Regions from separate parts of the Homo sapiens genome. Here region 1 is linked to region 2. A link is a contact called in ENCODE Hi-C or POLR2A ChIA-PET data. All regions are on one chromosome and are shown on one strand. Each heading gives the region's core, a stretch centred on a gene start or an enhancer-like site at or near the end of the contact. The rest is flanking DNA. Distances are from core to core; before and after follow the strand shown.

Region 1 (5,786 bases), core at 939-3,438, 150 kb before region 2:
TGGGGTATCACTGCACTTAGAGGCTAAATCACTAAACTCCTCAAGGGCAGGACCCTGTCAATTTTGTTCACTGCTGCCTACCAAGTGCCTAGAACAGTTGGTTACATGAATGGGGGGAAATCGTCTACAAGCTAATCACAGCTGAGGGGCAAATTTCTCAGCCCATCTTTGCAGCTTCATCAGTAAGCATTTGTTGGTCTATTGAGAGCCAGGCTCTGTTCTAGGGACTAAGAACAGGCCGGGCACAGTGGTTCACACCTGTAATCTCAGCATTTTAGGAGGCCAAGGCGGGCAGATCACTTGAGGTCAGGAGTTCAAAACCAGCCTGGCCAACATGGTGAAACTGTCTCTACTAAACATACAAAATTAGCTGGGCGTGGTGGCAGGGGCCTGTAATCCCAGCTGCTCAGGAGGCTGAGGCAGGAGAATCTCCTGAACCTGGGAGGTGGAGGTTGCAGTGAGGCGAGATGGAGCCACTGCACTCCAGCCTGGACAACAAGAGTGAAACTACGTTTCAAAAAAAACAAAAACCAACCAAAAAAAAACAGGGTAGGCAGGACCAAAGATGACTAAATGCAATGCACCATCCTTAACTGAATCCTGGATGAAGGAAAAAAGACAGTTAAAAGAAACATCTTTAGGACAAGTGGGGGCACTTGACAATGCACATTCAATAGAGTTTTATCAAAATTAATTGTCCCACTTCCTGAGTGGGACAATTTATTGAAATGATGTAGTAGGAGAATGCCTTTTTTTTTTTTTTTTCTGAGATGGAGTCTCGCTCTGTCACCCAGGCTGGAGTGCAATGGTGCGATCTCGGCTCACTGCAACCTCCGCCTCCCGGGTTCAAGCGATTCCCCTGCCTCAACGTCCCGAGTAGCTGGGATTACAGGCACCTGCCACCACACTCGGCTAATTTTTGTACTTTTAGTTGAGAGGGGGTTTCCATGTTGGCCAGTCTGGTCTCGAACTCCTGACCTCAAGTGATCTGCCCACCTCGGCCTCCCAAAGTGCTGGAATTACAGGCGTGAGCCACCGCGCCCAGCCAATGCCTTGTTTTTGGGAGATGTGTACTAAAGAATTAAAATGTAAAGGCGAAGTGTCAAAATATCTGCAATTAATTCTCCAATCGCGGGGCTGGGAGGGAAGCATGGGAGCAAACAGAGCAAAATGCTAACTAGTGGTGAATCAAGGTGACGGGCATCTGGGCATTCTGTACCGTGTTCTTGCAACTTTTCTGAAGGTTTGAACTTCTCAAAAGACAAGGGGCAGGGTAGACAGCTGCTGCAGTGTAACTTTGTAGAGAGGAAACTCCCGCGTCTGGAGCTCATTCCCGCGTTTCTTCAGTCCGTCCTCTTTAAGGTCGCCACTCCGGGTCTTGCTTTTAAGCCTCTTCACGGCAACGTTCTCAGCCTCTGACGCCCCATATGCCCGGCGCTGATGAAAGGAACGAATGGGATGCCCGCAGCTACCCTGACAAGTGATTATTCTTATGACGATTTTGCAGAGAAGAAAATTGCGTCTGGGCCGAGTCGATACGATCACAAGTTGGCGGGGCAGAGATTCGAACCCACATCTAAGGACGAGCTCTGGGCCTGACTGGTCCGCACCGCGTCCCTGCATCAGTAACGAGGGGTCGACGCCTCCAGGGCCAGCGTTCCAGAGCTCCGGCCCGAACCGCCCACCGCGTACGGGCGTCACCTGGAATGTCTAATGCCGACGTTGTACCCTCACGAAAACCCCATCTGAGAAGGGGAAACCGAGGATTCATCGCAAGGCCAGAAGGTGGCCTCTCGCCGCCGGACCCCGGCGCCCGCACGCTCCCCTAGAACCGCTTCCTCCCCAGCCAGCGCAGGCCAGGGTCCAGCCGCGTTGCCGCGGAAACCGCCTCCCAGCACCACCCGCGGCAGTTAAGCCAACGCATGCGCAGCCGCGGGGGGCGCCCGGGGGCGGGGTGCCGATGAGAAGCCGCCGGGGGCTGCCGGGTACTTTTCTGTCCAGAAACTCGACGCCGTCCTGCCCCAGCCCAGCCCGACCCCCGTTTTCCTGTACCTGTTGGTAAGAGAATCGCTGCTGCTCCTCGGTCTCCGCCTCCTCCTCCATCACTGCGGGCCGACCCTGGGCAAACGCAGGAGGGCCGAGAAGGGGCGGTGGTGCGCGGCCAGGTCGGATTTTCCCGCCGCGGCGCGAGCGACGGGCCGCGCGGGCGGACAAAGTACGCAGCTCCGCCCTGCCTCGCGCGCCCCCTGGCGGCGCTCCGTTGAGGGGATTCCGCCGTCGGCCTCCAGCCAGCCCCCTGCTCAGCTTGCTCTGCGGAGGTGGCCGGGCGACGCGGGGACATGACCACCGAGGTCACTGCTGCACCCCAGAGCCTGATTCAGCGCCTGGCACAACGCTGAGCACCACTCTCCGCGAAACACGTGTGCGCATAGGTGCAAAGCGTGTTCCAGTCGGGTGTAGAGGATGCGTAGCCCACGATTTACAGATCATGTAACGCAGTACACATTATCAGGAGCTCCATGCACCTGTACCTCAGGTGTATCTTGCAAAATCGACCATCAACTTTATCATTCTATCACCAACAATAGCGTCACAAAGACTACAATGAGTGAACGACCCGTGACCTCATTCAGCGAGTGGAACAGGAACTGCGTTGTTGCCATTGGCAGGAGTATAGTTCTGACACAAGTGTTACTGTTTTTCCTTTATGTTAACGATGAAGTGAGACCATCAAACCCAATTTTGGTTTGTTTTTATTGTAGTTTTTTGAGAGGCAGGGTCTCACTCTGCCGCCCAGGCTGGAGTGCAGTGGCACCACCAAGACTCACTGTAACCTCCACCTCCTGGGCTCAGGTGATCCTCCCACTTCAGCCTCCCAAGTAGCTGGGACCACAAGCCTGCATCAGCGCACCTGGCTAATTTTTATTTTTTGTAGAGACCAGGTCTCACTATGTTGCCCAGGCTGGTATCAAACTCCTGGCTTCAAACAATCATCCCACCTCAGCCTCCCAAAGTGCTGGAATTACAGGTGTGAGCCACCATGCCCTGCCTGTATTTCTAGGTTTTTGTTTTATTATTTTTTATTGCCTATATTTCTGTATTCTGCATTTGTCACAAGCAGGTGCTACTTTCAGAACGAAGGAAAGCACATAAAGCCACTCCTTGTCTTCCTTTCCCAGGGACGTCCCTCAAGTTCCCTAAGCTTGCCAGGGGCTGAAACCCAGATCAAAGCTTTTTGGAGGAATCAGCCTTCTGAGGACTTTCCTCTGCATCTGCTCAGTGGGTGGCATCTGGAAATGACAGGCACTTCTCGCCTCTGTCCACTGCTCTCTGTGGGCATCCCAGTCTACCTGGACAGTCCTCCTGCCCAAGCAGGGCAAGCCTCTGACGGATTCCCCTAATGGGCAGCATGGGGCTGGGCAGGGCAGGCCATCCAGAGTGAGACCAAGCCTGCAGCAGGAGAGAAGGCCGGTCGCTGGTTGGTGAGCAGCCCCATTTAGAGCACACTGTGGCTGCAAAGCCCAGCTCCCTCCCTTGAGCCTGGTGACCCCAAGCAAGTCACAGGACGTGGCCAAGCTTCATGTCCCTTATTTATCAACTGGGGACAGTAGTTCCAACTTCACAGGGCAGGTGTCAGGTTTTAAACAATTGCCTCACATAAGAGCTAAAGAAATTGTAACAATTCGTCCCAGGAAGTTCCTGTGCTTTGTACCTGTGTGTTCCCTCATTTTAAAGCAGTTGCTTCCCAGGATTAAAGAACAGTATTCCAGTGACATGTGTGCAATACAGAGGCACTTAAGAGCCTCAGAGGCTAGGAGCAGTGGCTCATACCTGTAATTCCTGCACTTTGGGAGGCCGAGGCAGGTAGATCACTTGAGGTGAGGAGTTCAAGACCAGCCTGGCCAACATGATGAAACCCTGTCTCTACCAAAAAATACAAAAATTAGCCAGACATGGTGGCACATGCTTGTAATCCTAGCACTTGGGAGGCTAAGGCAGGAGGATTGCTTGAACCCGGGAGGTGAAGGTTGCAGTGAGCTGAGATCGCACCATAGCACTCCAGCCTGGGCAACAGAGCGAGACTCTGTCTCAAAAAAAAAGGTCTGAGAAATAGGTCGAGGGTTGAGGTATTCATTACAGAAAATGGAACTGGGTGTGGTGGTTCAAGCCTGTAATCCCAACACTTAGGGAGACCAAGGCAGGAGGATCACTTGAGCCCAGTTCAAGGCTATGGTGAGCCGTGATTGCCCCACTGTTTTCCAGCCAGGGTGACAGAGGGAGACACTGTCTCTAAAAAAAATAATGAAAAAAGGATATATTAATATTTGGTTGAAACTTACTTGATGAAGAAGTAGCCCTATAATCTGGCCACTAGATGTCAGTGTTGCACTACAGCGTGAAGCAAGGCCAGGGATGCCCGCTGGCAATGTTGCCATGACACTGAGCACTTTGCACTTGTCCTCGCTCTAGGCACTCATTTAATATCTCATCTGCCCTCAAAAGTAGGTGCTGTTAGCCCCATTTTACATGAGGAAACAGGTGAAAGAACTCTGCCCAAGGCTAAACTACTGGGAAGTGATAGAGACCAGATTTGATTATTAGGCTGGTTTCCGAGTTTCCGGTTTATCCACTGCCCTCACCATAAATAAGACAAAGACCTTGGTGGGTTTCTTTAATCCTTTTCATCTGCATTAAGGAGGGTTCCATAAATATTTAGTTCAGCCGGGCGTGGTGGCTCACGCCTATAATCCCAGCACTTTGGGAGGCCGAGGCAGGCGGATCACCTGAGGTCAGGAGTTCGAGACCAGCCTCAACATGGAGAAACCCTGTCTCTACTAAAAATACAAAATTAGCCAGGCGTAGTGGTGCATGCCTGTAATCCCAGCTACTCGGGAGGCTGAGGCAGGAGAATCGCTTGAACCTGGGAGGCGGAGGTTTTGCGGTGAGCTGAGATCGTGCATTGCACTCCAGCCTGGGCAAACAAGAGCGAAACTTGAAGGGGTGGGTTGCCCCTCCACACCTGTGGGTGTTTCTCGTTAGGTGGAACGAGAGACTTGGAAAAGAAAAAGACACAGAGACAAAGTATAGAGAAAGAAATAAGGGGGCCCAGGGGACCAGCGTTCAGCATATGGAGGATCCCGCCGGCCTGAATTCCCTTAGTATTTATTGATCATTCTTGGGTGTTTCTCGGAGAGGGGGATGTGGCAGGATCATAGGATAATAGTGGAGAGAAGGTCAGCAGATAAACACTTGAACAAAGGTCTCTGCACCATAGATAAGGTAAAGAATTAAGTGCTGTGCTTTAGATATGTGTACACATAAACATCTCAATGCCTTGAAGAGCAGTATTGCTGCCCGCCTGTCCCACCTCCAGCCCTAAGGCGGTTTTCCCCTATCTCAGTAGATGGAACATACAATCGGGTTTTATACTGAGACATTCCATTGCCCAGGGACGGGCAGGAGACAGATGCCTTCCTCTCGTCTCAACTGCAAGAGGCGTTCCTTCCTCTTTTACTAATCCTCCTCAGCACAGACCCTTTACGGGTGTCGGGCTGGGGGACGGTCAGGTCTTTCCCTCCCACGAGGCCATATTTCAGACTATCACATGGGGAGAAACCTTGGACAATACCTGGCTTTCCTAGGCAGAGGTCCCTGCGGCCTTCCGCAGTGTTTCTGTCCCTGGGTACTTGAGATTAGTGAGAGGTGACAGCGTGCTGGCAGTCCTAAAGCCCTCGCTCGCTCTCGGCACCTCCTCTGCCTGGGCTCCTACTTTGGTGGCACTTGAG
Region 2 (5,742 bases), core at 2,310-4,809:
GTAAATGTTCTATGAAACAGTTCACCCTAAGTTAAGAAAAAGTGAAGGATATTCTGTTCAAGCCTGAGTAGCAAACTTAGTATAAATAGGGAAGCCAAGTGCAAAACAGCATTCAGTCTCAGGAGCATCAACTCATTCTGCTGGCAGGCAGGCATGCTGGTGTCCAGGGCTTCCCATACCCCACTCTAGGGGCCTAATGTAAGATGAACTTGAAATGTGGATTCATGGTTCAGAAATGAGGGGTTGAGGAGATAAATCTTTAATCCTCCTCCCTTTCTTTGAAAAAAAAAAAATTCCAAAAAACAGAGGGACACCAGGAACTCTTCTTTAAGCTCCGAGGAATGCCAGGCTCAGGTGTCATTCACTCTTTGGTCTCACGTCATATCTGTCTGCATCTCTAGTTATTTGTATAGCACTGGTTAATAAATTATGTTCATATAGCTAAACAATTTAATCTCTTCTTGATGATGATTCAGTTAAGGAAACACAGAAATCACCAGGACAAGTCAGAAATATTTCCATGAAAAACACTTACTACACAGAACATTTGTTGAAGCCATTGAATCACCAAGGTTTTACTGTACTGAACATAGCATGCTTCCTAAGTGGGTTCCAAATGTGGCCCTTGGGCTGCTTAGCACAGCATTTGCCCTTGCCTGCTTCTGTAATGGATATTTGTGGATATTTATAGGCTAAGCCTAAGCAACGGCACTCACAGTACTGACTGTGATGCCAGACTAATAAACACGAGAGCTGTGGCTACAGCTGCATGTTTAAAACCTTATTTGACAGGAAGACCTGGCATGGTGGCTCATGCTTGTAATCCCAGCACTTTGGGAGGCCGAGGCAGGCAGATCACCTGTAGTCAGAAGTTTGAGACCAGCCTGGCCAACATGGCGAAACCCCGTCTCTACTAAAAATACAAAAATTAGCCAGATGTGGTGGTACATGCCTGTAATCCCAGCTTCTCAGAAGGCTGAGGCAGGAGAGTTGCTTGAACCTGGGAGGCGGAGGTTGCAGTGAGCCGAGATCGCGTCACTGCACTCCAGCCTGGGCAACAGAGCAAGACTCTGTCTCAAAAAAAAAAAACATCTTTACAATGGTGTGACATGAGTACCTAACATATGGAAAAAGGCTATTCAGTGAACAAAGCCACAGCAACATCATGTGTAAAAACAGTATCCAATCAACTGACCTTTTTTAAAGTCAAAAAGAAACAAAGGGAAATAAAATGTTAGGAAAATAAACTAACCTCCTCTATTGCTGTTTTCCATTATAATATTTTTCTCCTGCAGCACCATGCCTTAGGAACCCAGTTCCTAGATATTCTCAAGCATTTCTACTGCACAACCATTGCCCTGGCGCTACGGATGAAAGATGTTATCTGCGTGCAGCATTAAAATGCAGGTCTGCCCGAAAGAAATTCTCACCATTCACAAAATAAGAGCAGAACTAAGGTGCTTATGCTTCAGTGAACTACCACACTGCATTAAAAACTCAAGACAACACAAAACACTAAGGAAGCTGTTTTCTTTCTAGAATAAAACTAGGGAAAACAGAAGAGTTCTTTATTTTGGCGTAAGGAAGAATTAAAACAGAGAAATTTGTTTTCTGATTGAAGTAATACAGTTTTGTCTTGCTTTAGTGGGACATAGGGAAGTCGGAAGGAGAGTTCCCTGAATAATGACAGTGTTATTCCCTAGAAATTATTTGGAAGACACTGGGTTACCTGAATCTTGAAGAGTCTGGTTAATGTCTTGACTCCTAACATGTGACATTATTTTCAATTGGTCCCACTTGGCAGTTAGGGAGAAATTTCTCCTTTACATCAAGAGGAAGGTCAAAGGAAAGGGTAATCTCAAGTGTAAGAGCTAAGGCTTTAATAAGCAAATAGTTAAGACTTAAGATCCCCAAAGAAAAAGAACATTTTATATTAAGGACTCAGTAAGTGGGAGTTTTACTTCTCATTCCCAAGGAGCTCCCTATTTCTCACTCTGGCTCTGAAAAGAGCCCTGCAAAGCAACATGGTCACTGACGCCTATTGTGAGAAAATGTGTGAATGGAGTCTTACCACTCCTCTTCACTAAGGTCTTTAGTAAAATTTCAAAGTCAATTTTACCAACAGTAAAAGTTACCCTGCAGCCTACAACATTTAATGGAAAGATTTCTCACTCCTTCTCCCTTTGCTAGGTGTTGCAGAACTTCACTCACTTTCCACTTACATGTTCTGAAGGAAGAAACAAGCACATTATTTTTGTTTTTGTTTTTTTTTTGAGATGGAGTCTCACTCTGTTGCCCAGGCTGGAGGGCATTGGCGCAATCTTAGCTCACTGTAACCTCCGCCTCCTGGGTTCAAGGGATTCTCCTGCCTCAGCTTCCCGAGTGGCTGGGACTATAGATGCACGTCACCATGGCCGGCTAATTTTTCTATTTTTATTTATTTATTTTTTGAGACAGAGTCTCACTCTGCCGCCCAGACTGGAATGCAATGGCGCAATCTCCAGGCTGTGCAACCTCCGCCTCCCAAGTTCAAGTGATTCTTGTGCCTCACCCTCCAAGCAGCTGGGATTACAGGCGTGTGCCACCATGCTTGGCTAATTTTCTTATTTTTAGTTGAGATGGGGTTTCACCATGTTGGCCAGGCTGGTCTTGAACTCCTGACCTTAAGTGATCTGCCTGCCTCAGCCTCCCAAAGTGCTGGGATTACAGGCATGAGCCACTAAGCCCGGCTTAATTTTTTTGTATTTTTAGTAGAGATGGGGTTTCACTGTTGGCCAAGCGGGTCTTGAACTCCTGACCTCAGATGATCCGCCCACCTTGGCCTCCCAAAGTGCTGGAATTACAGGTGTGAGCTACCGTGCCCGGCCTTATTTTTGTTTCTAAAGCATGTTTTTTTGAGATAGAGTCTTGCTCTGTCACTCAGGCTGGAGTGCAGCAGTACAATCACAGCTCACTGCAGCCTTAAACTCCTGAGCTAAAATGATCCTCCTGCCTCAGCCTCCCAAAGTACTGGGTTTACAGGTGTGAGCCACCATGCCCGGCCCACACTGTACTTTTGAAGTAAGTAAAATGTCAAGGGAAAAGGTAGGCTGATTAAGAAAGAAAAAGCAGAACCTCTTTCTTCATATAAAATCTTTTTCAGCCTCACATGAAAATTAAAATGAAAGCATCTGACATATTCAATTATCAAGCTTAATTCACTTTAGTGTTAAAGAGTTTTTCGGCAAGCCTTTTACCTATTAAATGTGTCAATGTGTCACTGTTCTCTATCGTCCTTGCATGAATGGCAGTCAAGGGGAATACCAAGTGACTGTGAAGAAGACTGCTGGCTGGCAGCATGACTGCAACTTCTCAGACTCTTAAAAAGTGTTTTTTGTCCTCCCTGTGTCCCCTACCCTAGCACTCTTGAACACAATGGCTAAAAGGTATGGGTCAAACTATCTTCCTGGAGGTGACAAGTAGGGAAAGAAAAAATATTTGCTTCAAAGCAGATGATGCTGTCACAGTCATCTGATGGGTGGCAGGATTCCTGAACAGCTTTCAGCACTGCAGGTGACAACTGTCTGTGCACTGAATTAATTGAGGAGGAAGAGAAGCAGCTATGAGTCAGAAGGCTCTGCTGCTCTTAACTTTCATATTCATACAAAGAGATAAGATCGAACCTGACAGAGCCAGCAAGGGGCTGGGAAATACCTCCAACAGCAAAGCTGGGAGCCATAGGCCAGTAATCTGCATACATGCAGCACTATGGCCCTGTGACCCCATGGGTACCAGCATAGGAGGAGATAACCTTCCTGTACAGTAATCATAGGGCATCAAGGCTTTCTGTGAACTTCTAGAAGATATAATTTAATAACTATCTGAATAAACCTGGAACAGCTACTCAAATGTTCTAACTTTATCTTTTTTTTTTTTTTTTTTTTTTTTTGAGACGGAGTCTCACTGTGTCCCCCAGGCTGGAATGCAGTGGCACGATCTCGGCTCACTGCAAGCTCCGCCTCCTGGGTTCATGCCATTCTCCTGCCTCAGCCTCAGGAGTAGCTGGGACTACAGGTGCCCGCCACCACGCCCGGCTAATTTTTTGTATTTTTAGTAGAGACAGGGTCTCACCGTGTTAGCCAGGATGGTCTTGATCTCCTGACCTCGTGATCCACCCCGCCTCGGCCTCCCAAAGTGCTGGGATTACAGGCGTGAGCCACTGCACCCGGCCCAAACTTCATCTTTATTAACAGAAGCATGGCTCTACACAGAATTCCATCTTTCAATGAAACCACGTTTCCAAATAAATTTCTAACAAAACAATTACACTGTAACTTGATGTACTATCCCAGAATTAACGTACACATCTATTAATCTGTTACTCTGCCTTGCCAGCCTATGAACTGCCCATGCACTTCTCCCAACTCTGCCTGGCCATGTCAGACTCAGGCATTCTAATGAAAAGAAATTAACTTACAAAGCACAAAATTCAATTTTCAGGACACTTCTAAGAGTCAAAGAGTTCTCCATATGCTGAGTCGAAATCTTAGTGATTTTTACTCCTAGTTCTTCCTTGTGGAGCTACATAGAATACCTTGTATTCAGTCTGAACTATTACTTACCTTTAAACGTTCAATAGCTTCCTCTCCTCCAGGTGTAGACATGATCCTCTCTTGAATACTGGTCACAGACGTCAAGCCCACCTGACTACTGAGTGAGCAGGAAGATGGGGATGAAGTGAGGGACCCCATGGATGCTGTGGAAAAATGGCCAGGGCGTTGATTCTCAGAGGCTAGCAAGTATCTATGCTTATTGTTCTGAAAATCTTTCAGATCTGGGAGATAGAAAGAAGAGAAGGCAGGAAAAGTAGGGAAAAGGGAAAGAAGCAGAGGAAGAAAAAAAGACAGGAAGGAATATCGTTGTAAGAAAGGACAGCATTAAAGCGCCAAGACCAAGACACGCTATAATACAAACACAGGTTACAACTGTTCTAGATGGCAGTTCTAAAACATGTCTGTCTTTAATAGTGGTATCCTACAGGTTCAGAATCATTTCTGCATTTACAAACTAAAAGATTCCAATGTAGGTTAACGCTGTATCTCGCAGGGGGATAAACCAGAGCCTCAAAGGATACTGCTTAGGCACTCTCCCTAAAAAAGCCAAACTACCTTCCATTTAGTCTTTCTAGTGTTCCTAGTCTACAATGTCTTCAGATTTACACTTTTCCAGTAGTTTGTAACAGTAAGGGAAAACAATGATCATTTATTTATCAATAATAATCCATATTGGTCTGGCTCAGTGTTACGTGTAATTCAGCAAAAATTTCCAAGAAAATGTTACAGTTAAAACAAAATTTGTGCACTGAGTAGTATGCTTTGTATGGCAACATTTCAACATGCTAAAAGGATTTTTAATATGTCTTAAATAAAAAAGGGGTAATTATAGAAATGAGAGGAATTTTGTATAAGTCCTGGTTAAAAACTCAGGACTAATTGATTGCCTCAACAGGGAAGAACAATTAGCAGATTAATGAGTTTTAGTGCAGGTTCCATTCTTCTGTCAGAGCAAGCAAAAAATAAGGCTGATTATTTGCTAATTTAAGGCCCTTAATTAGCCTAACAGTACAACCATGGGTCACTGCTAAGCCTGCTTCCTAGTATAAAATGCAAGTTTTAGGAACATACTTCCATTTACTAAGTCTTTAATAGAACTGTTAATTTTGCTTTTACACTCAGTATTGGTAAAAGAAAAAAAAATTAAGCC

What was found. Hi-C counts contacts between places; a loop is a spot of excess contacts on that map. ChIA-PET counts read pairs that join two places held with the same protein, here RNA polymerase II (POLR2A). Pooled maps may share reads with other maps.
Region 1: a pooled map shows a loop between it and region 2 (2.3-fold over the local background). The contact joins the promoter of CENPS here to the enhancer-like site in region 2. A Hi-C loop is called at or near these places in 5 of 50 pooled maps. POLR2A ChIA-PET finds 5 or more read pairs at or near these places in 3 of 52 experiments (PC-3, activated CD4-positive, alpha-beta T cell and common myeloid progenitor, CD34-positive).

Annotation. Positions count from the first base shown.
Region 1 is chr1:10,426,835-10,432,620 of GRCh38, reverse strand. CENPS (centromere protein S) reads right to left here and starts at 2,188. Exons shown (of 5, transcript NM_199294.3): 1 at 2,053-2,188. The coding sequence starts at 2,103. CENPS-CORT (CENPS-CORT readthrough) reads right to left here and starts at 2,188. Exons shown (of 4, transcript NM_199006.3): 1 at 2,053-2,188. The coding sequence starts at 2,103. RefSeq lists enhancers at 1,541-1,590, 5,504-5,786 and silencers at 1,841-2,090, 4,255-4,549.
Region 2 is chr1:10,281,393-10,287,134 of GRCh38, reverse strand. It overlaps KIF1B (kinesin family member 1B), which reads right to left. Exons shown (of 49, transcript NM_001365951.3): 15 at 4,602-4,813. Among named protein-coding and RNA genes, the nearest start is that of KIF1B, 74 kb to the right of the region's middle. RefSeq lists an enhancer at 3,773-3,822. Within about 2 kb of position 3,559, at least 3 of the 41 ENCODE cell types and tissues checked have a DNase peak (open chromatin) inside an H3K27ac peak, as active enhancers do.